Linked DNA regions of Homo sapiens: regions 1 and 3 are each linked to region 2. A link is a loop called in an ENCODE intact Hi-C map of the cell type or tissue named here. Cell type or tissue: A673. All regions are shown on one strand.

The links. Hi-C counts contacts between places; a loop is a spot of excess contacts. Peaks named below come from ENCODE experiments on the same cell type or tissue, not always from the same donor. Only the 100,000 strongest peaks of a DNase experiment are listed, where the experiment ranks them.
Region 1: a loop joins it to region 2, with 2.1 times the contacts of the local background. A loop is called at or near these places in 1 of 110 quality-filtered maps.
Region 3: it touches region 2 in a loop (3-fold over the local background); 1 of 110 quality-filtered maps calls a loop at or near these places.

What each region holds. Positions count from the first base shown.
Region 1 is chr19:31,145,380-31,153,379 of GRCh38, forward strand. LOC105372358 (a long non-coding RNA gene) reads left to right here. Exons shown (of 4, transcript XR_935902.3): 3 at 1,020-1,190; 4 at 1,318-1,408. It also overlaps a transcript of TSHZ3 not described here. Among named protein-coding and RNA genes, the nearest start is that of LINC01791, 18 kb to the right of the region's middle. In A673, no CTCF peak of the experiment used is centred here; DNase peaks (open chromatin) are centred at 4,402 and 4,722; H3K27ac peaks cover 1,345 bases.
Region 2 is chr19:31,067,078-31,075,077 of GRCh38, forward strand. No RefSeq gene overlaps it. Among named protein-coding and RNA genes, the nearest start is that of LINC01791, 96 kb to the right of the region's middle. In A673, no CTCF peak of the experiment used is centred here; DNase peaks (open chromatin) are centred at 4,224 and 6,934; H3K27ac peaks cover 4,552 bases.
Region 3 is chr19:31,219,392-31,227,391 of GRCh38, forward strand. It overlaps a transcript of TSHZ3 not described here. Among named protein-coding and RNA genes, the nearest start is that of LINC01791, 56 kb to the left of the region's middle. In A673, no CTCF peak of the experiment used is centred here; DNase peaks (open chromatin) are centred at 1,390 and 4,960; H3K27ac peaks cover 1,543 bases.

The DNA of each region.
Region 1 (8,000 bases), 78 kb after region 2:
ACCTCTTTCCTTTGGTGTTCACAAGGTAACGTCCCATAAATAAATAGAGTGACGAGCTTTTAGACCCTCCCTGAGCCACCCAAAGCCAGAAGGAAACTGGGTGGGCCCCTTCTCCATCATGCTACCACACGGGGTACCCACTCCAGGATGTTTATGCACCCGGTGTCAGAATATAAAAATGTTTAGCCCTTTCCGTGTGGAATTAAGAGGTATGAATTTGTAAGTGACTCTGTTTAATCAAAACCTCCATTGAAACACCATTTAGCCCAAACCCTATCAGTGAATTTCAAAATACAGATTTTGCTGGTAAAATAGCCCCGTGTTGCCGTTTCCTCGTCAAATATGTATTTAGCCCCCCGAGAATCCTTTTTACTAAGCCGGCAGCTCCAGCATGCACAATGGTTTAATCGTATATTGTTCTCTGAGTACCAACCCTTTACAAATCATATGACATAAAAAGAAAAATAAGTAACATTGTAAAGACAGTAATGAGAACTGTTGAGCTAAAGTGCCTCTTAAAGAAATCCTAATAAATTCCAGAATTTCTAGTCTTCTGGCAAGCTTTCCATTTAGAACAAAATCAATGATCAATGGCTGCAACGAGCCAGCATTAGGCTTGCATGCCTCTGGAGCAGGGAAAACTCATAGACGAAAGATGACATTTAAGGAAAAAAAGCTGACATTGAGTCCATCACTGTCATCGCTTCTGCCATAAAGCAGCTTCAAATATTAAAACATTTTTCATCTGTGCTGCATTATTGGCACCAGAAATTGTTTTCTCTCTGTCTGGTGCGCACTTGAACTGCAGCAGCGCTCCCCGGAGACTCCGGATTGTTACTAAGGCCTCATAACATATTGGCAGTTGACGTGGTGGTGTTCATGTACACTTGCCACTCACACGGAGCCTCCCCTCCCCCGGCCTGCACGCCAAGCCGGCTGCAAGGGGACCTGGGCTCTGTGGCTCAAATGCGGGGGACAGCGGGTAGGCACATGCATGCTCTGTGATTTCTTTTTTGCAGTCTGCCTTTCCCTGGCCACGACCCCATCCTTGCCCCTGTCTGATGTCCAAGCTGCCCCTGCTGAGACAGACCTGGCCTCTTCTGGACAGCTCCAGTCACATAAGGACTCCATAGCTTGTGTGGGCTCAGAGCACTTTGGCTGCAGAGAGGAAAGTCTTTACCACTGGGCAGGTAGAAGCTGCTTTTCCTTTTGTACTCCTGGACCTAGCACTCTGCTTTATGGGCACTGTGGCCCCTGGGCTCTGTTTTATGATTCAGAGAAATAAGGATGTCTCAGCTTCTGTTCCTGTCCTTACAGGACTCACTAGTTCGTGATGAAGATGGTGACACGCCCACCTGGAGAGATGTACACGGTTTCCTTGGAGGAAGCCCACGGCCTGGAGTGAATCACTCAAGCAGAGTGTTCGCTGGGTGACTGGTGTCCCATGAGGGCACCAGGCGGATCACATTGAATATAAAAGATGCTCCTTGGGGGCCCTCTTAGCTCTTGCCACATGGAACCCTGAGAAGGGCAGGGCACCTTGGGCTGGAAGGAAGATGCTGTCAGGGCGTGCACTTGTAGAAGAGGAGAGGCGCCACCAGGCAATTCCTGGGATTGCATGGTTTGCTGAGAGAATTGGGGCCGGGGACCTCGGGAGCCGTCACGCTTGTGTGGTCCTAGACATTCTCAATCACTCCCACCCTCGCCCTAAAACTTAGTCGGGATGCCCTTTTCTCTCTACGTGGGGACCCTGCTCTAGGGAAGAAGCTGTAGGGGGCTGGTGTGGCCGGGCTGTTTCTGCCTGTCTGCATCTTACATTTTACTTCTGGCAGGCACTTTTCCCAGGGACTGGAACTTCAGCCTCACTCCCTAAATTCTCAATTCTCCCAGAATCCCCAGCAACCAACCAAGGGGAGCTCCAGGGGCTGAGGGTCAGTGAGGCACAAATGGCAGGTGGATGGCAGGATTCCTGGGTGTCCCAACCCACACCGCACCCATGTGGCCCTTGGGTCTCAGCACCTGCATACCCTGGCCAGCGTGGGGCCAGTGTGGGACCAGCATGGGGCCAGTGGGAACACAGCAGCAGGCCCAGTGCTTACTCCAACCTCAGGACTGGGCCTGGGGAGTGGCAGGTTGGACTCCTCCAGGAGGCACAGCACCTAGAACCCATGGTGCTTTCAGGGCATTGAATAAAAAATGTTTTCATCCAATTAAAACAGGAAGAGGCCAGGCCCAAAGGCCTGTAATCTCAGCATTCTGAGAGGCCAAGACAGGAGGATTGCTTGAGGCCAGGAGCTCAAGATCAGCCTGGGCAATATAGGGAGACCTCATCTTTACCAATAAATAAATAAATAAATAAAATGGGAAGAAAAAAATAAATTTTTAGAATCAAAGATGTGGTTTGTCATTACATCCATGTGGTTGTAAAATACAAGTTTGAGTTTTTGTTTTTCGGAGGAGGAAGAGGCTCACAAAGACTAAAGTGCTTAGGGCCTTGTAAGAGGGGGCACATGGCCAGGGCTCAGTGGTTGGGGTAGGGGTCTCTGGAGCCTGGAGGTGGCCTCAGAGCTAAGGGACAGGTGCCCCCATGAAACACCCCAAGCTTAATTTGACTCCAGGCCACTGTGGCTTCTGAACTGATGCCTGGGCTCTCGGCATAGAAAGGGGGACTATGAGAGGGAGATCTGGGGTCCCTGTCCCTCCTCTGGTCACTCATTTCACTCAGTGGGTGGGTGGGGGTTTAAGGGAAGGAGGAAGTTCTATTCTGCAGACCCTCCAAGTACTGTGCACACATCTCCTGGATGCTGGGTCACCCAGCCCTGAATTCTGGGGAGCTGCTGTCCAGTAAAGAGATATAAGCAGTCCATAAAAGACTGCAGTCCAGGGGGAAATGAAATGGATACATCAGAGGGACTGGGGTGAACCTGCTGGAGGCTGGAGTGATGGGGTGATCTGCAAGGAGGGGCCAGAGCAACTTATGAACCCAGGCATCCCCGACTGCCACGCCTGTCCTCCTTCCCAACACAGGAAGTCTTTGTGAGTTCGTCTGCTTGAGCCTTTGCTCTGGCCTCTCCCCCTTGGTCAGATGGCCCCTCGAAGGCCTCCGCCCTCTCAAAGAGCCCTTCCTCTAAGCCCATCTCAATGCCCCCCACTTAAAGAGTGCCCCATTATCTCTAGCAGGGTCACTGGGATTGGTTCTACCACCAATACACTGGCAATCATTTTCTGATCTCTTAAATAGAACACACAGTCCCCAGTCCCAAGTGGCTGGTATACAGTGGGTGCTTAATACACAACAGCAATCTTGAGGAAGCTTTTAGAAATTAGCAGATGTAGACCTTCATACTGAGCTACTTTCTAACAACTTCTTAAGGATTATTTTTTATTTATTATTCTTAGAGACAGGGTCTCACTCTATTGCCCAGATGAGTGCAGTGGTGCAATCGTGGCTCACTTCAGCCTTGACCTCCTGAGCTCAAGCCATCCTTCTGCCTCAGCCTTGTGAGGAGCTAGAACTATGGCTATGTGCCACCACGCCCAGCTAATTTTGTTTGTTTGTGTAGAGGTGGGTGTCTCTTTTATGTTGCCCAGGTTGGTCTTGAACTCCTGGCCTCAAGCAATCTTCCCTCCCCGATCTCCCAAAGTGCTAGGATTACAGGCACAAGCCATGGTGCCTGGCTGGAGCTACGTTTTAAGTCACTTTGCAGGGACCCTCTCTGCCCTGCCTGCTCTTGGAAGAGTGAGCAAGGGGCTTCTCCCCACCCCCAGGGCCACCTTACATTTTATTTATTGAGAGCACTTTTCCCTGGGACCAAAACTTCAGCATCACTCCCTAAACTCCTGACTGTCCCAGAATCCCCATCCAGCACCCTAGGAGCAATCCAGGAGCTCAGAATTCACTGTTATCCCGGTAGAGTGTGCATCTTTGCCTGTCAAGGTACGCCCCAACTCCAAGGTCTGCCACGCACCCCCACCCCCAGAGCAGAGCCACAGCCGGCAGGGTGGGAGGTGCAGGGAGGAGGAGCTCCTTTTCCATCTACTTCGGCCAACACACAGGGTTCAGGCAGGCCTGTGGACAAGGCGGAGGAACTCCCAGGCAGCCAGGCTGGCTTCGGCGTGTGGAGGCGGGAGGGGCACAGCCAGGTGCGAGGGAAGGCTGGCATCTGGCGCCCACTGCCTGCCCACCCGCCCGCCCGCCCGCCCAAGTAGGTCTGGGCTTCCCTGCCTTTAATAACCATCCCCACCGCAGAGGAACGGAAGCTAGAAACACACCGGCTTTGGCATTTCAGGCGAGTCGAGGGTGGATTATCAGGGCATTTAGAAGAAGGGGAAGGGAAGAAAAAGAGCGCTGGAGACCGGGAGACCACACAGGGAGACAGTGCACAGAGCTGCCGCAGCCATCTGCCGCGACTTCATATGCCGCCCCGGAAACTGACAGACACTGCTTCAGCAAGGCCCAGCCCGTCAGATGAGTCAATCAATCAAAAAAATTCTTATGAAACTTAATCATAGAGGGTCATGTTAGGGAGTGGGGAACAGATTAAATTACCACAGTATTAGATACGGGAAATGATTTCTGTCAAAACCATCTTTACTGCAATTATAATATGTTAATTATGTATTTCATTAAGTAAGTGGATTAGAGTCTGCACAGATGAAATCATGTGGAGGCTTTGAATCATTCGCCGAGCACGGTGGGAGGACTTCTGTGAATGGATCTCGTTTAATTTGGAAAACTTTTGCATGCAAAATGTGATTTTTTTCCCCTTCTTTTGTGACCCTGGCCCTCAGCCTCAGTGGAGAAAACGCCCGGGTTGCTGAGAGGAGAATCTGCTGACTGCCTCCTCCATGCTCTGAAGTCAGCCCGTGAGGCCCGTGTGCTGGGAGCCAGTCCCGGGCTCTTTCTGTCTTGCTTCTTTCAGCTTGCAGTGGGCAAAGCGATGCTGATGGCCTGCAAGGGGGATGGGCACCTCTGGGTGCCTGCTCATCTTCTAGCACAATTAGGCAAAGTCTTCATGAGGTTCAAAACCAAAGGACAACCAGTGCATCAAGAAGACAGCCAGGGTACCATATCCTGGTGCATCCACGTGTCTTCTGGCCACATCGCATGACATGCATCTGCCCTTTTCATTTGGCCTTTGGGGATACCCTGCCCACTGGGAAGACAGCTTTAAGAAGCTCAGTGGAGTCCCTTGCAAGGGAGATGGCTGCCCCACTACGGGCAGGATGGCCCACAGCGCACGGGGCAGACACAATCAGATTTTTTGCAGCACATATTTCAGGCCAGCTCTTCAATCCTCTCTGCCATTGGGCCCTGCTGTTTGGTAAAAGGGCTATTTAGCCACCTGGTTTCCAGGTATCTTTTTTTGTAGTTCTGAAGCAAGGAATGGGCGTTGGGCACACCTGTACCACCGAAGTCCCCTTGGGCCACCATGGTGTGGTCTGTCCCTCCATAGATGGACCCTAGTATCTTGTCCCTGCTCATCCTCAGAATCTAAGCTGGACATCAGGAGCCTGCCCATCTCAGCTTCAGTTCAAGGCAACAGAGGCCACCAAGGAGAAGACCTTCCATATCTCTGCAACTCTTCTATTCTTCTTGGCTTCTGAAGATCTTCTGGGATGTAAGGGGCAGTTGAGTCATAAACGAAATAAGAGTTAATAGTTATTCTTCAGAAAGAGGAGGTATCCAGTGCACATACATTTCCTGGGTCCCTAAGTATTCCATTATCAGTAATAACCACAGGGAAGTTTTGACGAAGAGGAGAAAAGAGAGGAGGCAGGCGGACAGGGCCTGCTTGGAGTGCATGGCAGTGTAAGTGACGGGAAAAGGTTGGCTGATTTGATGAAAACCCCATCAGCCTCTCTAGGGAGATATTACTTTCCTCATTATTCCACTGATTGGCCTTATTTCATCTGAAGAATGCTGTACATTCTTTACAGGCCTGGCAAGCTTCTTTAACAATATCCAGAAAAAAAAATCTATCACCTCCTTAATAGAAACAACAAAGAAATTAACATGAGCCATCTTCTTCCAGGGATCAGTAGAGAGACCTGGCCTGATCCCCTTTCTTCTGACCTAGCCACCCAGTCTTCAACCCCCAAAATTATCAAAGAAATTGTTTAAACGTTGTACACATAGGATGGTTGAGGGAGGAGCTTCTTCTACTATATGACAGCAGCTGAGGATGTTTCATAAATTCCATAAGGAGAACAAAGGCTCAAGTCTGGATCCCAGCATCCCCCTTTGCACAGAAACAAAATCTCGATGTGATTGGATGGTTCAGGAAGAACTCAGTTTTCAGGGAGAGTCTGTCTCGATGCAAGAGAATCAGTTTCGTCCCTGATGAAACATAGGGCTTCTCTTCCTAGCACAACAACAGAGAGGGAAGAACAAAAATACACTCGTGAAATTCAGGCTGAGACTGGCGTTATCAATGGCCTGGAGCTTGCAATAACTATTAATTAAGTGCATTTTTTCATTATTCTTTAGCAAAGAGGTAAGATTTAATGATGTAAGCTAACAATGGATGATAATTTAAAGTGGTGACAATAGTTTAATTATTCACACACACACAAAAGTTAACTCCATAACTTATTTCTTTGTGAGAACAAGTTCATTTAAAATATTTTGAACTGTGCATACAATTATCACTTAAACTCTTTCCTTCATGGCTTTGTAGAGACAAAGAGTCAATTCTCCCTGTAAATTTCTCACTAGACAGTTCTACAGATGAAGAATTCTGCTTAAAAAAAAAAGAAAAAGAAAAGAAAAAAAATCGCACCATTGGGTTTTGCCTAGAATGTCCTAGGTCTCAGGAATGGGATGGATGGTTCCATATTACTGTGTCTTTCCATTCCAATAAGCAGGAACCAAACTCATGCAATAACATGTGTATATGTGAGCGTGTGTGTGTGTGTGTGTGTGTGTGCATGTTTATGTGGAAGGTGCTTCTGTTTTTTGTCAGCCCATCCCAGAAAGCTCGTTTTTCCTTTTCGCTGACTATTCAGAGTTGGAGATGCTATATGTGGAAGGGGTGAGGTGGGAGGATTGCCGCTTCAGGGGTGATTAGAAAAGAAAGGAAGAAGAATAAATAAATACTGTAAGTGGAAGACATCCTCTTGAGTTCACAGCCTTTTCATGGCTTTGAGACAATATAATTGTAACATGACTGAGTATTCAAGCAGCTGGACCTCACCAAGGATGTTCAGGAGTGCCAGAGCTCTAGGGCCCTGGGAAGAGCCAGTGTCATTGCAGGGAGCTAGAGTTCCTGATTAGGGATGGAGTAGAACCTTCACGATTATCCTGTCATGGAAAAATGCAGAATTTAACCATGTCCAGTGCCCAGTCCATTCCTGATCCTAACTTCCTCTGTGCTTCCTTGCTGTGAAACACCTCCACTGTTAACAGCAGCTCCAGGGACCTTACAGAACCCAATGGAGAGGCATCTGAGGCACCATCACCAGACCCATGCCTTGAATGGAAGCAACTCAAAGTCCCAATGGACCCAAAGTCATGAAGCCATGATTAGGACCACACAGTGCAAGTATTCAGATGGATATTTTATAATATCAAATATATAAATGGATTTGTCAAGCCAACAAATACTTGAATATTGTTAAGCATTTGAATAATCCAATATAACAACTTCATTTAGGCTGTCTTTTAGATGACTCATTTCTCAGTGTAATTATCTCACTGGATGGTTTCATGGATCAGGAACTCTGGTTAGAATCATACTAATCCTGCCATTGGAGTTCAGCTGTTTACTACGGTTGGGTGTTGCATAAAGTTGATGATACCGTGTGACATAAGATACTGATGTATAAAGGCCAGTTTTCTACCATGATTACTGTTCGTCAAAAAGATGTTTAGGAAAAAATATAACATGGCACTCAGGATTCCTACTAAAAAATGTACATTCTAGACTATAAGTCTTCTAAACTCTGGTGAAACATTCTACAAAAGAGAAAGACTATGTGTAAAATTAATTCCCTCTCCT
Region 2 (8,000 bases):
GCTAGTGCCTAATAATCCCCAGTGGTAGTGCTTCCGGTCGGCAGGATCATCTCTGGGGAGAGGAGTGCCACTCTTCTTGTTGGAAGGACCCATTTGGAAACTGAGTATGGAGGACCCCCCGACAGGACAGTGGTCCAGAGAGCCAGGCCCCTAGAGCAGACTCTGAGGCCATCCCTGACCTGGACTTGGAGATGTTCAGGAAGCCTTTCCAGCAGACCAGAGGCTTTCCCTGATGGCAGCCTTCAGGGCCTCACTCCTCTCGACCGCCGCAGCCCAACATCGGCAGCTCTCTCTGGTGCTGCTTGCTTCTTGTTGTCTTTGTAACACTCATCCTCATGGACTGTGGCTTCCTCAGTTGCAAAATCATTGTTTTAACTTTTTTGGAAACCCTTAAAATAACTTGCACATAGTACAGGCTTTTCCATCATACACCTACCTCCATGAGTAATGAATGAATGAATGACAGCCACAGAGGCCGGGTATTGGCCGGCCACACTGAGCCGGCTCTCTAGGACACCTCACTCTCCGAGAAAACGAGGACGTCCTTGAGCCTAAGACAATCAATTTCTCTTTGCCAAATCCTAACCTCACTCCCTCTGGCATCCAAAGCCCTGCTTTGGGGCCAGCTGGGAATCTACGAGCCCTGGTCCCACCCGTGGACTTACCTGGCTGCCTGACTGCCTGGCTGCTGTGGGGAAGATCTCCAAGGGAAGTCCCAGCTCAAACTGGAGAGGAAAAGAGGGAGGCCTCCAACACCAGGGCATTTCACACTGCATTCTCGTACGTACCCCACATTACATCCCAGTGGTGCTCCCGGAACACAGATGGGGCCCCACAGTTCCACACTTTCTGCCTCTGGCTGGAATGCCCACTCCTCCCCTATTTAAATATACGTATTGTCAAAAATAGAGCTCCCCTTCCTCCCTGAAGCCCTGTCTCATCTTGTGCAATGGAAATAATCTCTCCCTTCTCTAAGCCCGATTATGCTTCAGATATTTCCTTTGTTCATTCATTCATTCAATCACCCTGCCTCACACCAGGAGATGCCTGGTCTCTTCTGGTAATGGTGAAAAGAAGAGTGCCACCCTACGGGGTGGCGGCGGCTGCACCGTCCATTCTTCAGTGTGCATTGAGCATTCGCTGTCTGCTAGGCACTGTTCTGGGCCCGGTGGTGACCTAGTTGGGGCTGGACGGGTCCTTTCCAGGAGGTCACCAATCCGTGCTATCTGTGTCCTCAATCAGAATCCTGCACTTAAAAGGGCCTTTCCCTGGTTTACTGCTCTAATGTCACCATCACATTCGTAACATTCATGAAATTCGTAACAATTTTTGAACAAGAGGGCCTGCATTTTCATTTTGTGAAATACTATAGCAGTCCTGGCTTTTATTTTGAAGGACTTGAATTCAGGGTGGGGGATGGGAGGGAGATGAAAATAAACAAGTAAACGAATGAACAAGACATTTCAGATGTCTCTGTGTGATGGGATGGAGAGTTGAAGGAGGGCTACTTCACATGGGGAAATTAAGGCAGGCTGGTGTGAGGAGGACTTCTGAGCGGAGTTGCATGTGATGGGAAGACACAAACATAACAAGCATGAGATAAACCAGTTAACCCCATGAATGAAATGAGCCGATTAACCCCATGGGTTGCTTCAGTGACGGCTCAACCTTTTATTCTGTTCTGGATGCTTGGACTGGTGGGTGCCTTCCTTCTCCCACCCTAGAGGGAAATTTTTGGGACGTACAGGCCCCTGTGGCCTTCTCCCGTAGCCAGAGACAGGCAGACCATTAATGCCACCAGGAACAAGGAGGAACACCCTGGTGTGTGCACTCTGGAACCCTCCAGAAGTCCCTGGAACCCTCTGGAACAGAAACCTCACCTTCCTCCTCCTCCCCTGGCAGCCTCAGCCCCTAGGCCCCCTGGGCCTTCTCGGTTCCTCTGTCCACCTGACTTTGCCCAGGAATCTATCTTCCATAGGAGATGCGGGGTCCTACAGACAGCCTTGAGAAACTCATGCCCAGGAGGTGCTCTGTCTCTGGGCCTAAGGTTTAGGGAAATGGTGCAGACCAGCCAGTGCTTGTGAATTTCCTCTTCTCCTTGGGTCTCTAGCCCCTGGCCCCGCTGTGGTGTCTCAGAGCACCCTGATGGGTTTGCATCACAGCCTTTCGCAGCAGCCTTCCTTGGCCAGGTAAGTTAAGTATGAATTCTTTTACACAGGACTCATGATTCCTTTAGGTCTCTGTGGAGAACGGGAGTGAGGGGACCAGGGCCAGAGCTCTGCCCTCCCACAATGGCCTCTCCCTGTCCTGTTCAGGAACCTCTCCTGCCATTTGAGCCTCAGGCCAGCTGTCTCGTGGAGAAGACAGAGAACCAAACCACCCATTATCCCACCTGGCCAGGAGGACTTGAGATGACAGATTAGTGCAGCACCAAGCACAGTGGCTGGCACAAGAGACCCTTGTCACCTCCTCCAGGCTGTCTTCCTTCAATAACAGGCTCCGTTGTCATGCTTGGGTACTGCCACAGCAGTCACTGATTCTCTACTGTGGCATGCTCCTGATGAAATTCAACAGTTGGGACAAATGGGCTAGAAAGAAACCTCTCTGAGGGCAGAGGCCTTAGGTGCCACAATGCTTACCTGGACCTGATACCCAGCAGGTGTGCAGGGAAAGGTATGCAGAAGAGAAGGAAGGGGATGGCATGGCATGCACAGCGGCAGCACACAGGCTGTGTGTGGGCAGTGCCCAGGAAGGAGGTGCGTCAATACAACAAGGGTTGACACCAAGTGCAGTGCAGTTGAAAGCCACAATGTAATTATCCACCCAGGAAAAGAGGGTCCCCTCCCATGGGACTGCCATCCATGTGAAGAGAAGGAAAATAAACTCATTCAAGGTCAATTTAAAGGTTAAATGGAGGTCAACCGGGGGGAACTGAGACCATCCCTGTCAATGGGAGCAGTCTTGGCCACTTACTTAGGACTTTAACCTTTGGCTTTAACATTCATCTGAAAAAAAAAAAAAAAGTGAAGCAGATAAGTGGGTATTAGTAGACATACCATTTTAGCCATCTTAGAAAATAAAAAATAAGAGTGATCGTGGATCCAGTGGCAGTTACTTTAGAAAGATAGTAATGTGTAATTCCCAGTTTCTCAGACTGTAACTTCTGCACTTACCACTAATTTCTCCACTGCTCCAATTGCAGTGTATACATTTAGTTTACAATTTATCATCACCGTTTGTGTATATTACGCCAGCAGCATAATCCATCCTCATGAAGCTAATGCTCAGCATTAGGAAAATGGACTCCGTATGGAGCCTGCCAGACTCTGGCCTCAACACAGACCGAGTTGCAGGTTCCTGGGCCCCCACTCCCCCCACCCCAGAGTATATGTGGCGTTATGTTTTGTGCACTCTCTCCAAATGGCACGGTCTGATTTCTGCAAGTTGCTGGTGTCCATTGTCTGTGGATGTAAAAATCAATGACCTACATACGATTTTGATTTTGCACTGGGAATTGAGAGAGAGAGAGAAAGAAACATTGAGAGAGAGAGAGAGAGAGAGAGAAATGAGATGAGACGCAAACGGAAAATAATGAAACAGTCATGTTAAGAAATATATTAGCATGTTGGACTCAAAAAATATATTTCCAAGAGGATATCCTTTTTTTTTCTTCCAACAGGAACATATTTAATTTCATGGTCATTTGATTAAAACAGTTAATTGTATTAATGTGTTATTGAGCTGAAAGTGCTGGTCATTCCGGGATGGACGCTCACTCGGGCGCAGAGAACAAAACCTCGTAATTCCAGGGCTCTTTGGGAGCTGGTGGAACTAGGACCTGCTATTGAAACCTCTCAGTGGATATTCAATCCTTGTTTTTATTTTCTTAAAAGAGAGAGAGAGAAAAAAAAGCCTCAAACTGCTGATTTCTGCAGAAAAATCTGCAAATGAACTGTTCTATTAGCACAAACATACCAAAGTCTTTAGAACCCCTCTCTTCAAAAGCATAATTAGGTATTTATTTCAGACATACTAACATCTTTGCAGTAGCTAATAAGATGCAGCCCATTTGAATATTAATATAATAAATGATTAAATTAAACAGCAAGATTCAGACTCAGAAATAGCCTTTATAGGTCCCAGGGGGTCACTAAAACTGTTTCCATTTCTTCCTACAGTTAACATAGTGCAAGGGACAGGAATGCATAGAGCAATATTTGTCTTATGAAATGCGGAGTTTTATATGGTGCTATTCAGTTTTATTACTCCACAGTTTGAATCTGGGGCCCAGAGTGAAGTCACCATGCTGTGGTCTGACAGCCCCTCTTCCTGTCTCACTGCTTGCTGGCATTCCAGAGACGCTCCACTGCTTGGCAAAGAGTCCTCTCTGATAGTCTCCATACCAATAGGTACTCATGGAGCTGGGCACAAGGTAAACTCACAATATGATTAAAGGAAACAAAGGCAAAACCCCAAAACCAACTGACGCTGCATACCAAACTGCCCAGGGTTTATTTTGTGTGTCTACGTGGGTGTGTTTCTCGATTCCACTGAGCTCAGTGTGTGTGTGTGTGTGTGTGTGTCGGGGGGTGGGTAGCGGGGCAGGCTGAAAGGCCACACCCAAAGCTGGGGTGTGGGCTGAAGCCAGATGCACCAGGATGTGGGCAGGCTCTTCATCTCTCAACTAGGAGGGACCCCCGCCCACCCACTTCACGCGCACAAAAAAGAATAGGCAAAGTCCACAATTATAATTGGCGATTATTCCAATAAAGGTATAAAGGTGTTTCCCTTTTTAAATTAGTTCATGAAAACTGCACAGTCTCCAAATCCCATGAACCTGAGATGTGTTAATAAACATCTGGCCATGGTTTTTGCTTAATTAGCATTCTCTAGTTTGGACGGAAGTCTGTTTATATAAAACAAAACACACACACACACACATACACAGATTCTGTTTTGTAAGCCACAGCCCCTCAGAAATCCAAAACGAGCCTCCCCTAATGATCGGAGAGAGATTTGGGTCTTTCCATACTCCTATTTGTCAACTGAGCAGCAGAAGAGAAAAGATACTTGGATCTGCATGTCTAATTTTATTATGCAAGTCTCAGATCCAATATCTAATAACTTGATATAGTCATGCTGTTTGAAAATATTCACATTTTTGGAATAGAAGATATTGAAGCTTGCAGGTCAGCTTGCATTAAATAGAAAACAACACAAACCAACCTCAAGCATGTCCACGGTCCACATTATTATTATCCACAGCCAAAAATCTCCCCGCCCTATCTCTCTAAGGAGCAGCGTCGGCAGGGAGGTAATGGATAAACCATAACCCGGCTTGCAAGGCTTTACTGTCTAAATTAGATAAAAGAAAAGTAGGAAGAAAACTCAAAGATAAGTGGTACAAAGTAAATCAAAACAAATCATCTTACCAAACTTTATTCACATCTGATACCATTTTTAGAAATTAAGGTCAGTTTTGTGGAACTAATAGGAAGTTATACCTATATATCTTGGACACCATGACAATGCCGGGGTGGAAGATTTATACACCATGGTTGCAGATGCAGAAGAAAGATATGAGAGATCAAATGGAAGTGCATGATAACAAATGAAAAATGGTCCCCACAGCCCATAAATTAATTGAGAAAAGAAGGTTGTCATTATTTGAACATGCTTTAAAATAAGGTATGGAGTCCAGATGGCTGAGGATAGATAGGCCCACAAAGTTTGAGTAATTGATGACTTAAAAATAAAACAAGATCTTAAAGAAATGAATCACGTTGGGCAAGTTAGAGGAGGAATATTATAAGAGAAAAGATGAGATTTAAAAAAAGCACACAAAGCAAAAATGAACCCCACATCTCTGGAACCATTAAAGCCCAATGAAAGCATAAAAGAAAAAGTGAGTTCAGGGGGATTCAAAAATGGGGGAGAGGGCAAGAAGGTGGGCAGGTCAGAGGCAAAACTCTAATATGGCTATGTTTCAGATGCTATTTCATTAACCTATTCAGCTTTGTTTTGGCTTTTCTGTTGCAAACATATGCCTTTTCCTTTTTTTTTTTTTAATGGTATCTAAATAGGGCTACCCTAAGGTGGGCCACCAAGGTTGCAAATAATAGTTTTCTGCTGCTGCCTCTTAAGCTAATCCCCCACTAGAAAATTCAAAAACAATTTGCCTCTGGGATACCTCTGTTGCAGGGTGTGGGGTAGCTGGCAGCTTGAGAATTTTCTTGGGGAGTTGGGGTTTGCCAAAAGCGCAAACTCAATTGATTTTCCACAGCCAGAGTAGACCAGAACCTTCCCCAAGGAGAGGATATCATCACCTAGATAAGCCCATCTCCTTTCCTGCCCCCTGCCAATGGGAAGAAGGCGCTTGTCTTCAGTACCTTCTCCTGGAAATGGTATTTCTGCTGTATCCAGATGCAAAATGAGTTCTAAAGGAACAGCAAATGCTCCCTCCCTCCTTCCTTCCCTTTTTCCTTTCTTCCTTTCTTCTTTCCTTTCTCCCTCCTTCCCTTCCTTCTTTGCCCCTTCCCTCTCTTCTTCCTTCCTTCATCTCTTCCTCCCTCTCTCCTTTTTCCTTCTTCTCTTTCTCCCTCCTTCCTTCCTCCCTCCTTTCTCCACTCCGTCCTTCCTTTCCCACTTCTTCCTCACTCTCTCCTTCCTTCCTCCCTCCCTTCTTCCCTTCCTTCCTGCCTTCCCTCTTTTTTTCCTGGCTTTTTTTCTGTTTCTTTCTTTTTCTTCTTCTTTTTTCCCCAGAATCTCTTCTTTTTTCTTTTTTGACACTTCTTTCTCCATCTTTCTAATCACTACTTGTGCCACCATCTGTAATTTCCCCCATATCCCTGAAATACAGGAAATGGAAGCAGCGGTGCAGCGTATTCCATATTTATGACTTCTCAGTACATTAGAGCATCCACTGGCGCTGGAGAGCCCCCGTCTGAGTGCAGCTCGGTGGAAATGCTCTCTGTGCAGCCAAAAGAGGCCGGCTGGGGCAGGGGAAGCCTCGGAAGTATGCTAATCATGCCTCTCAAAGGCTTCCCATGAGGGCTCTACTTGGTCCTTGTTTTGAAAATGTATTTTTCCCTCTGCTTCTCTCCTTTACACGCATATATATTTTTGCCCTCAAAGCCAGATATTTGCTGTTCACACTAAGAGAGTATTATGAATATTCTGAATGCAAAGATAGCTCTGGGATAGGACATCAGGCACGGAGGTCGGCATGGGTGTACACAGCCCCTTTATTTACCCAGTGAGGAGGCAGGCTGCATTATCACAATGCTCTCCTCCACATCATACCCCGATCCCTCACATTAAACTCCTTGGCAACTGATTACTGATGACAAAAAATATATATACAGCTGTACAATTCCACTGGCTGCTAGGAATGTACAACCACAGACTACCTTTCCATGCTAAGGAACATGCAAGTGTGTGATGCATGTGTGTGCACATGTGTGCACATGAATTTGTGTGAGTGTGAATGTGCATGCATGTGTGTGCATATGTGTTTGTGTGAGTGTGAGTGTGTGTGTGTTGGAGCAAAATACTTGCTATTGTGGCAGTATAAAGGCAAAGTTTAAAAAGTGTCTCATCACAGTTCACTCTCGTGTTATTAAGGTGCATTAATCTCCAAAGTGAGACACACACAGGATAAACCAAAATATGACCCTAAGTGCTGAAGGCAAGCCAACGGACTTGGAAATAATCTGAAGACAGAAATATATAGGCAGCAAACATTTCAAGAGAAGGAGACTTGCCAGGAGGATTGATTTGAATACTCTGCCTGGAGATTTATTTTGCCTTATTGTCACAAAAGGCAATGCCCTGCCCCCAGCCACCCGCCCCCCGCTTCAGGCAGTGAAGGAGATGGCATAAAAACCTCTTTGACCGCGTGGCGATGGCTATGTCTTAGTAGAGGCTAAAAATGGATGAGAAGTATCGGAGAAATGAACTTCTGCGGTTTTCAAAAAACGGTTCAGAATAGATGAGCCAAC
Region 3 (8,000 bases), 150 kb after region 2:
TGGTAATGATGGCAGTGAGAAGTTTGCTTCAAGCAAACTTGAAGCAAACTTGTTCAGTGACTTGGCTTCTCTCTCTGTTGTGATTTTACCCTCTTCTAGAGCAGTTCTGGCCAGTAGAATATTCTATGGTGATGGAAATGTTCTATATTTCCTTGTCCAATACAATAGCCACTAAAGATGTATGGCTATGAAGCACTTGAAATGTGGCCTGTGCAATGGCAGAACTGAATTTTTAATTTTATTTAATTTTTTAAAGAAGAAAAACATTGAAGAACCTTTATTATCTCATTTCAGGACTTACTTTATGGTATTTAAATTAGGGAAAGTAATTAAGACAGTTCTATTAGCTTATGAATCAATGGAACAAACAGAATAGAGTCCAGAAGTGAATATATATGTGTATAGATATATATATGTATATATATAAAAAATATATATGTATATTCAAAATGTATACTGAATATATCTGGAATGTGTATAAGTATATAATTGAATATATATGGAATTTGATTACATTAAAATATATATATTCAATTGATCTTTGGAAAGATCAATTGATCAATTGATTATTTGATCAATTTAATCAATAGTCTTCAACTGATCTCTTGGAAAAAGATCAATTAAAGACGATTTCTCCCACTACCCATTTACCTTGTCAAGGCCAAGGTGGATGGATGGTGGAGAAAATCCTTTTCAACAAACAGTGGTAGAACAACTGGATATCTGTATGAAATAAAAATGGAGAGATAGATTTAAGAGGAACTATAACTATGCCACATTGGTGTATGTTATTTTTGTCAAACTGATTACTGAAGTGAGAAGCATCGGCTGCAACTTTAAGAGGAAGGAACAGGGGCCTGGAAACATTAAATAAAAACACAATAATCACATAGCAAGGAAATGCCAAAGGCAAGATTGAAATCCAGTTATCTGTCATCCAAAAGTTGCCCCATGATGGTATGGGAGACTTGCAGGAGAAAGGTAAAGAGATGAATAAGTGAAGGGCGACAGGTTGTAAGTTAGACAGCAACTGAGGTCTCTCACTGCCCCTTGTCTCTCTATATATGTATTTTGGGTCTCATCTAACTTCAATTTCACATTTTATTTTTATTTCATTGGGTTGGGGAAGGGAAGAAATCAAGAGTACTTGGGACTGTGATAGTTCTTTGTCTCTCATTTTTATTTCATTTAAATTAATTCAAATTTAAATAGCAACATATGATTAGTGGCTATTAGTAGCTAGAGCCTTGGCGCCCTTTCTATTCAGCTGGCAGGTAAGGAAGGATGATCACAGGGTAGGTTTTTAAAGGGCCAGTCTGAGAAGTGGTGCACTTCACTTCCTTTTCCTTTCCTCTGGCTAACACCGAGTCACATGACCACACCTCACTGCAAAGGAGGCTGGGAAATGTAGTCTAGCTGTGTGCTCAGAAAGATGAAGGAACAGATTTTGGTGAGCACATAGCAATATTTATGACTCCAGGATTGAAATTTCAATGAAGACTGAAATGTGCACCACTTCCTTTTGAAGCAGCTACAGAAAGCAACAGGCAAATCCACCAAAAGTAGTTACATAAGAACAGCATAGATGCCAAACTAGTTAAAATGCCTAATTACAAATGTTTATTATCACCAGCAGTAACAAGACTAAGATCAGAGATGTGTATGCTCAACTATGTATATTCACCCAACATCTGTCACATGCCTACTTGGTATCAGATACTATGCCAGACACAGGGGATGCCATGATGGACAAGATATTATCTGCAAAATATAATTTTAATTTAACATGGCAGGTGTAGCATTAGAGGTAAGGGTAAAGTGCAATGAAAACTCAAGAAAAGGATGCTGAATTCTTTTGGTGGTGGATAGAAAGCCAATTTGGGCCAGGGTTTCCAATAGATATGTGCATGTGTATGAGTGCAGTGATACACATACCTTGAAAGACACTTTTTTGAGACACAGGAGTGTCAAGGAATAGGTGGTGGGGTGTCTTCAAATCAAAGTCAACAGAAAACACATGTCATAACTCCAACATGGATGTGCAGTTCTCCTTATGTCAAATTGGTGGCTGACCTAAATCCACTCCCGGCCTCAGCCATGTGCCCGAGGTCATCAGATACACTCCACATTCCTTCCACAGCATCACCACGATATCATCTGAAGGTTAGCTGGGCACATTGAATAGAAACCACTGTCTCTCCTCCAACCTCCCTTGGAGTTCCTTCTTCACCTCCCCTCTCCTGTAATGCTTTCTCTTCTTCCATGTTTGGTGGTAAGTTATTTACATGTCTACTCCCTAACACAAAATGGTGGCCTGTCGCTGGGCTTCAGTGTCCATGAGTTTATTATCTTAGCATTAACACGGTATCTGGCCCACTAAATATGGTGCACTTCCTGGTGGCTTGGTGACTCATAATCCCTTCACCTTACTTTCAATAATAGCATCCTAATGTGCTTCTGAAAGGTGAAAGGTTTACCTCGCCCTCTGTCTTGGGTCTTGTAAGACTGCAAGCCAAGGTGTCAAGAATGGGACCTTTGCAACCAGCCTCTCTTCAGCCCCAGGACTTTGAATCTGGAGTACAGTGACATGAGGTCAGGAAGTGGTTGGAGCTCATGGTCCCCTGACAGTGTACGTGGTTGAGTTTGCCTGGACCCCAGCTATACCTTGGTTGCAGTCTATTTTAAGCCAGGGTCTTTACCCTTCCCATCCATTCTTTGAGCCTCATAGAGATTTCCCATGAATTTTCTTCATCTATAGCTAGACTGTAAGAATTCCAATTTGTAGAATGTACATCTGTAAGTGCATATGGAACATGTTACTAATGAACGTCACAGAAGACTAAATGTAAAATCCCTCTTTATGGGCTAGTAGAATCTGTTTTACACAGAAGCAAAATGAAACACATCCAGTATATATTGGAGTCCACAATGGGAATGGGGTCAGTCAAACGCATGTGACCAGATGTTATTTTCAATATGCTTGAAGATATTTTCACTTGACTCTTGAGATGAAAAGAGACAAGTAGGACTGAGACTTGGTACACACTTCACAACCTTCCTAGACTTGGAAAAACTTTCAAAGGCTCTAGAGTAAAGTCAAGGTTCCCATCTTCCTGTTCCCCAGTACTAATCAGAATGGATTCCTCCTTCCTTCAGGACCTCCTGTCCCTCTCCAGCTGCCATGCTCTCAGGAATATTTCACCCTTAAATGTTTCTCCCTCTGGACTGGAGCTTCAGCTTCAGTTTCTTTTCTGTATCTTCTACGGGGCTTAGCACAGGGACTTCCTTCATAGGAGGTACTCGGAAAATATTTGCTGAATTGAATGGAGTTAATTTGAATTATTGAATCCAGGTAAGTGGCCTTGGTAAGTCCATTAGCTTTGCCCTGGGAATCTCGTCTCTTGTCCTTCTCCATTTCTATTTTGCCATATAAACATGACAGAGAGTGATTCAGTAGTCTTCCCTATTCACTTCAGAGGGTTAGAAATGAGATGTGAAAATGACAGCAAGAAGACATGTCAATAATACCCATGTGGGGTCAGCGAGTCTCCCGCTGCCTGCCCAACCTTTGCAAGAAGAAAGCCATCAAGGCCACTTGAGTGGATCTCACACAATTCCCTTGACTCAAGATGACCATGAGGCTCAGGAGGTTGGCAGCTAGGATTTCTGTTGAGAGGGCATTAGAGATTCCATGTCCCTGTCACACTGATGGAAGCCCTGTTTCTCTTGGACATCTGAGCCTGTAGATTTTTCCTCTGCTCATCTCATGGAGCAGAATTTGTTTTTGGTGTACACTTAAAATATTAGGGTCAGCTAATAAAATAATAAGAATCAAAGGTTTACCAACTCATAAAATATTAAGTCTTTAAGGCTTATCTGACACTGTAGAGCCCTCTGTATTTGTGGGGCCTCATGTGTATACCTTCTCCCAGGTAGGTCTGTGAATGATGGACTCTAATTTTAGTTCTTATAACGTGTGTGTGTGTGTGTGTGTGTGTGTGTGTGTGTGTGACAGAGAGAGGGAGAACTAAATACATTATGTACATCTGAAAAGTCACCAAAGACAAGAAAAAAAAAGTAGGTATATATTTAGCTAAGTGTTCTGTGGATTTTTTTTCCTTTTGAAAAACTCCAGTACAAGTGTTCAAGCCAAGTAGAAGCCTTTCACTCCAGTTATTTATTTATTTTGCTCTCTCCTTTGGAAAGCGATGCACATGTATTATGAAAAGCAAATATTATACTCTTTATTGTCAAACAAAGTTTATAAGGTTCGTGTGTCAATGATGGGGCCAAGGACCTCACACAGAAAGTTTCCTGTCCTGGAAGAATTTTTCATGGAAGATAAAATATGGAAAGTGGGGGGAATGCTGACTGCCAGCAAATAGAATCCTCCCACTCCTAATGGCACCCGTGGGGTTGGATGAGCTCAGGCCTTGACTGTCCTAGCTGGAGCGGGGGTGGGGGTGATGGGGGTTCTTCCCTATAGACTAGCATGGGCCACTCAGTGAGGGGAAGGACCACAGTGGAAGTTGAAGGGTGTTTACTCAGAGGAGGCTACTTGCGTCCAACTCCTTGCAGCTCTAACATCCAGATGCACTCGGCAACCAGGCCTTTGGACACAGGAAGTAGAAGCAAGGTGATGAAAAATGAAAGGCATTCTTTGGCCTTGGAGCACACAGGCATGGAATCCGGTAGGAGTACAGTTACTATTTACAGGAAACTGGCACGGAGATATAACTTTTGCTAGACAGGTTGGTGCCATTGTGTTCTGGCACCATGAAAAGCATTAAATAAGGTTTACCATTTGTCTAAACCATGCTGTATGCACTCTACTTTCTGATATGTATTGCTTTCTCCAACTGGGAGTTTCACTAAAGTCCCTCCCTAGGGAGTAGAGAGCGGGAGTTATAGTCAACCATGGTTAATTTGTGCTTTGTGCTTTGTTTATCCAAACCATATGTCTAGATGGTTGTAATTCTGTGTCATTGGCTGTGTAATGCTCTCTGTGCTAAGATATCTGTAAATAGCAACAGCTCAATGCATAATCACGTTGGTATTCTGAAGGGGGAAAAGGAAGTTTCAAGTGACGTTTGCTGTGAAGACAACCACTCCAATGATGTCTCCATACATGTCTCCCAGGACATAATCTCTTAAGTATTAATCATGCAGACCTATGTGGATGGCACAGGACCTCACAGAAGCCAGACGTGGTGGGTCAATGCTACCTCCAATTCTAATACTCTAGCCTTAGGGCTTGAGGACACTCTAGATATTAAATCATATCATTGCTATTCAGCAGCCCCAGTAAGTAGTTTGTGTACCAAAGAGAAATCCTTTTATGTTGGTGCTAGAAAAAATTAAAAACAATAAAACAAGGGGAATCCACCAAAATTTTCTTTTATAATATTTTCATTTAAAAACTTTATTTGATTCACCAGCTTTCTATCAAGAAAAGACATTGTGCTCAAGAGCTGGAGGTGATAAAGTCCAATGTGAATTTCTTAAATGGCAAATTACCAGCCAGGATGAACACACAAAGGCTTCAGCTTTTATGTACGGCCTAGAAGCCCCAGGGCCCCTGTTCCCCCTGAGCACCCAAGAGCAGCTTCTGAACACTGCAATGTGCTGGCTGGAGGCCTCTGGAGAAGAGGAGGCCAGACCTGTGAATTATGGCAAATTCTACTGCACCCTGACTTCAGCAACCTCCTAAATCAGAAAAGGGGGCATTAAAAATGTTTTTCCTTCATGCAAATGCTGCCATTCATTTAGAAGTGAGGCCATGTTACTTCAGGTGCCCATAGAGCATGATCATTTGAGCATCCCGAATGGCATTATAGGAAGCCTGGCCCCAGAGTCAGCCTCAGACGGTGGAGATGTGACAATCTCTTTGAAGTCCCAGGGAATGAAAGGAGTGGTCTGCAAACAAGCCTAGGGGGATAAGCTGAATATATTTCCCCCAGCCTTGGCAGAGACGCTGCAATCCATAGCTGGCTCACATTGCCACACACATCTCAGCCTGTCACATTGCCCAACAGTCTTGGTGCATTTCGTTCACCAACCCTTTTACCACAGCAACATGTTCAACGCATCTTATGGCCTCAAACCCCAATCTTGGCATACAGCCTTGTCCTGCACTTTATGGAAAAATGAGAAGCCATCGTATAGGAACAGGAGCATCTCTTTCTTGCATGACAGAATCTATCGGCCCATCTGCACCTCCCCATCCTCCCCCACCTTCCTTCAGTTACAAAGGTGAAGTTCGCCCTTCTCCTTCCTGAGGGGCCTTTTCCCTCCTGCCTTCTGACAGTTTCCATCAACAGATATCTATTCCTTTGCTTACAGTTTCCACTAGTCTCCCAGTCTTAAAATTCATTTCCTTTGCTCTCACTCATTTTCCTCCTGCTGTTGCCTTATCTCCTTACCCTTCCCAATCTGGCTTAAAAGCGGTGTGTCAGCTGGGCACGGTGGCTCATGCCCGTAACCCCAGCACTTTGGGAAGCCAAGGTAGGTGGATTGCTTGAGGACAGGGGTTTGAGACCATCCTGGCTAACATGGTGAAACCCTGCCTTTACTAAAAATACAAAAATGAGCAGGGTGTGTTAATGGGCACCTGTAATCCCAGCTACTTGGGAAGCTGAGGCAGGAGAATCACTGGAATCGGGAGATGGAGGTTGCAGTGAGCCAACCTCATGCCACTGCACTTCACCCTGGGCAACAGAGCAAGACTCCATCTTAAAAAAAAAAAAAAAGCAATGTGTCCATATGATGCTGTCCCCAATTCCTCACCTCCTTTCAATCTTCAACCCACTCTTTCGACTCCTTCAATTCCACTTCTTCCCATACCATTTGATATGGTTTCTGTGTCCCCACCCAAATCTCATCTTGAATTGTAGCTCCTATAATTCCCACGTGTTGTGGGAGGGAACCAGTAGGAGATAACTGAATCATAAGGGTGGTTTCCCCCACACTGTTCTCATGGTAGTGAACAAGTCTCACAAGATCTGATTGTTTCATAAGGGGTTTCCTCTTTTGCTTGGTTCTCATTTTCTCTTTGCCTGCCACTATGTAAGGTGTGCCTTTTGCCTTTTGCCATGATTGTGAGGCCTCCCCAGCCACATGGAACTGTGAATCCATTAAACAACTTTTTGTTTGTAGATTACCCAGTCTCAGGTATGTCTTTATCAGCAGCGTGAAAATGGACTAATACACCATTCCATCAGAACTTCCCTGCTAACCGCTCTAAATCCTATATTCCATTCTTGCCTTCCATCTGAGCACCAACCACAAGTCAACATCTCTACTTGAACACCCTGTGTTCAAGACATAAGGTGACCATATGTCTTCATTTGCTCTGGGAAGTCTCTATTTACATGTGGTGTCCTGGCATAAGTAGTCACAGCACCCCTTTCAGACTCAAAAACATCTTAGACAATAAATTTTAAGGTCACATATATTAGCAGATATAGGCATCTGTGATTTGTCTGTCCAATCTGTTTATTTCCTTATTTTCATTTTTTGCTTTTAGAGAACTATCCCTTGCAGATACTTTTTCTTTTTTCTTTTTCTTCTCTTTCTTTCTTTCTTTCTTTTTTTTTTTTTTTTTTTGAGATGGAATTTCTCTTTGTCATCCAGGCTGGAGTGCAGTGGTGCCATCTCGGCTTACTGCAACCTCAGCCTTCCAGGTTCAAGCGATTCTTGTGCCTCAGCCTCTCAAGTAGCTGGGACTACAGGCCTGTGCCACCATGCCTGGATAACTTTTTGTATTTTTAGTAGATATGGGGTTTCACTATGTTGCCCAGGCTGGTCTCGAACCCCTGACCTCAAGCCACCCACCCGTCTCAGCCTCCCAGAGTGCTGGGATTACAGGAATGAGCCACCACGCCTAGCCCAAATACCTTTTCAAAATTGTCTGGTCATATGACAGATCTACCCAGAATCAGATTGGTATAAAGAGAGTTACTGAGTCAAAAGTGGGTCAAGACCATTCACACCCAACAAAT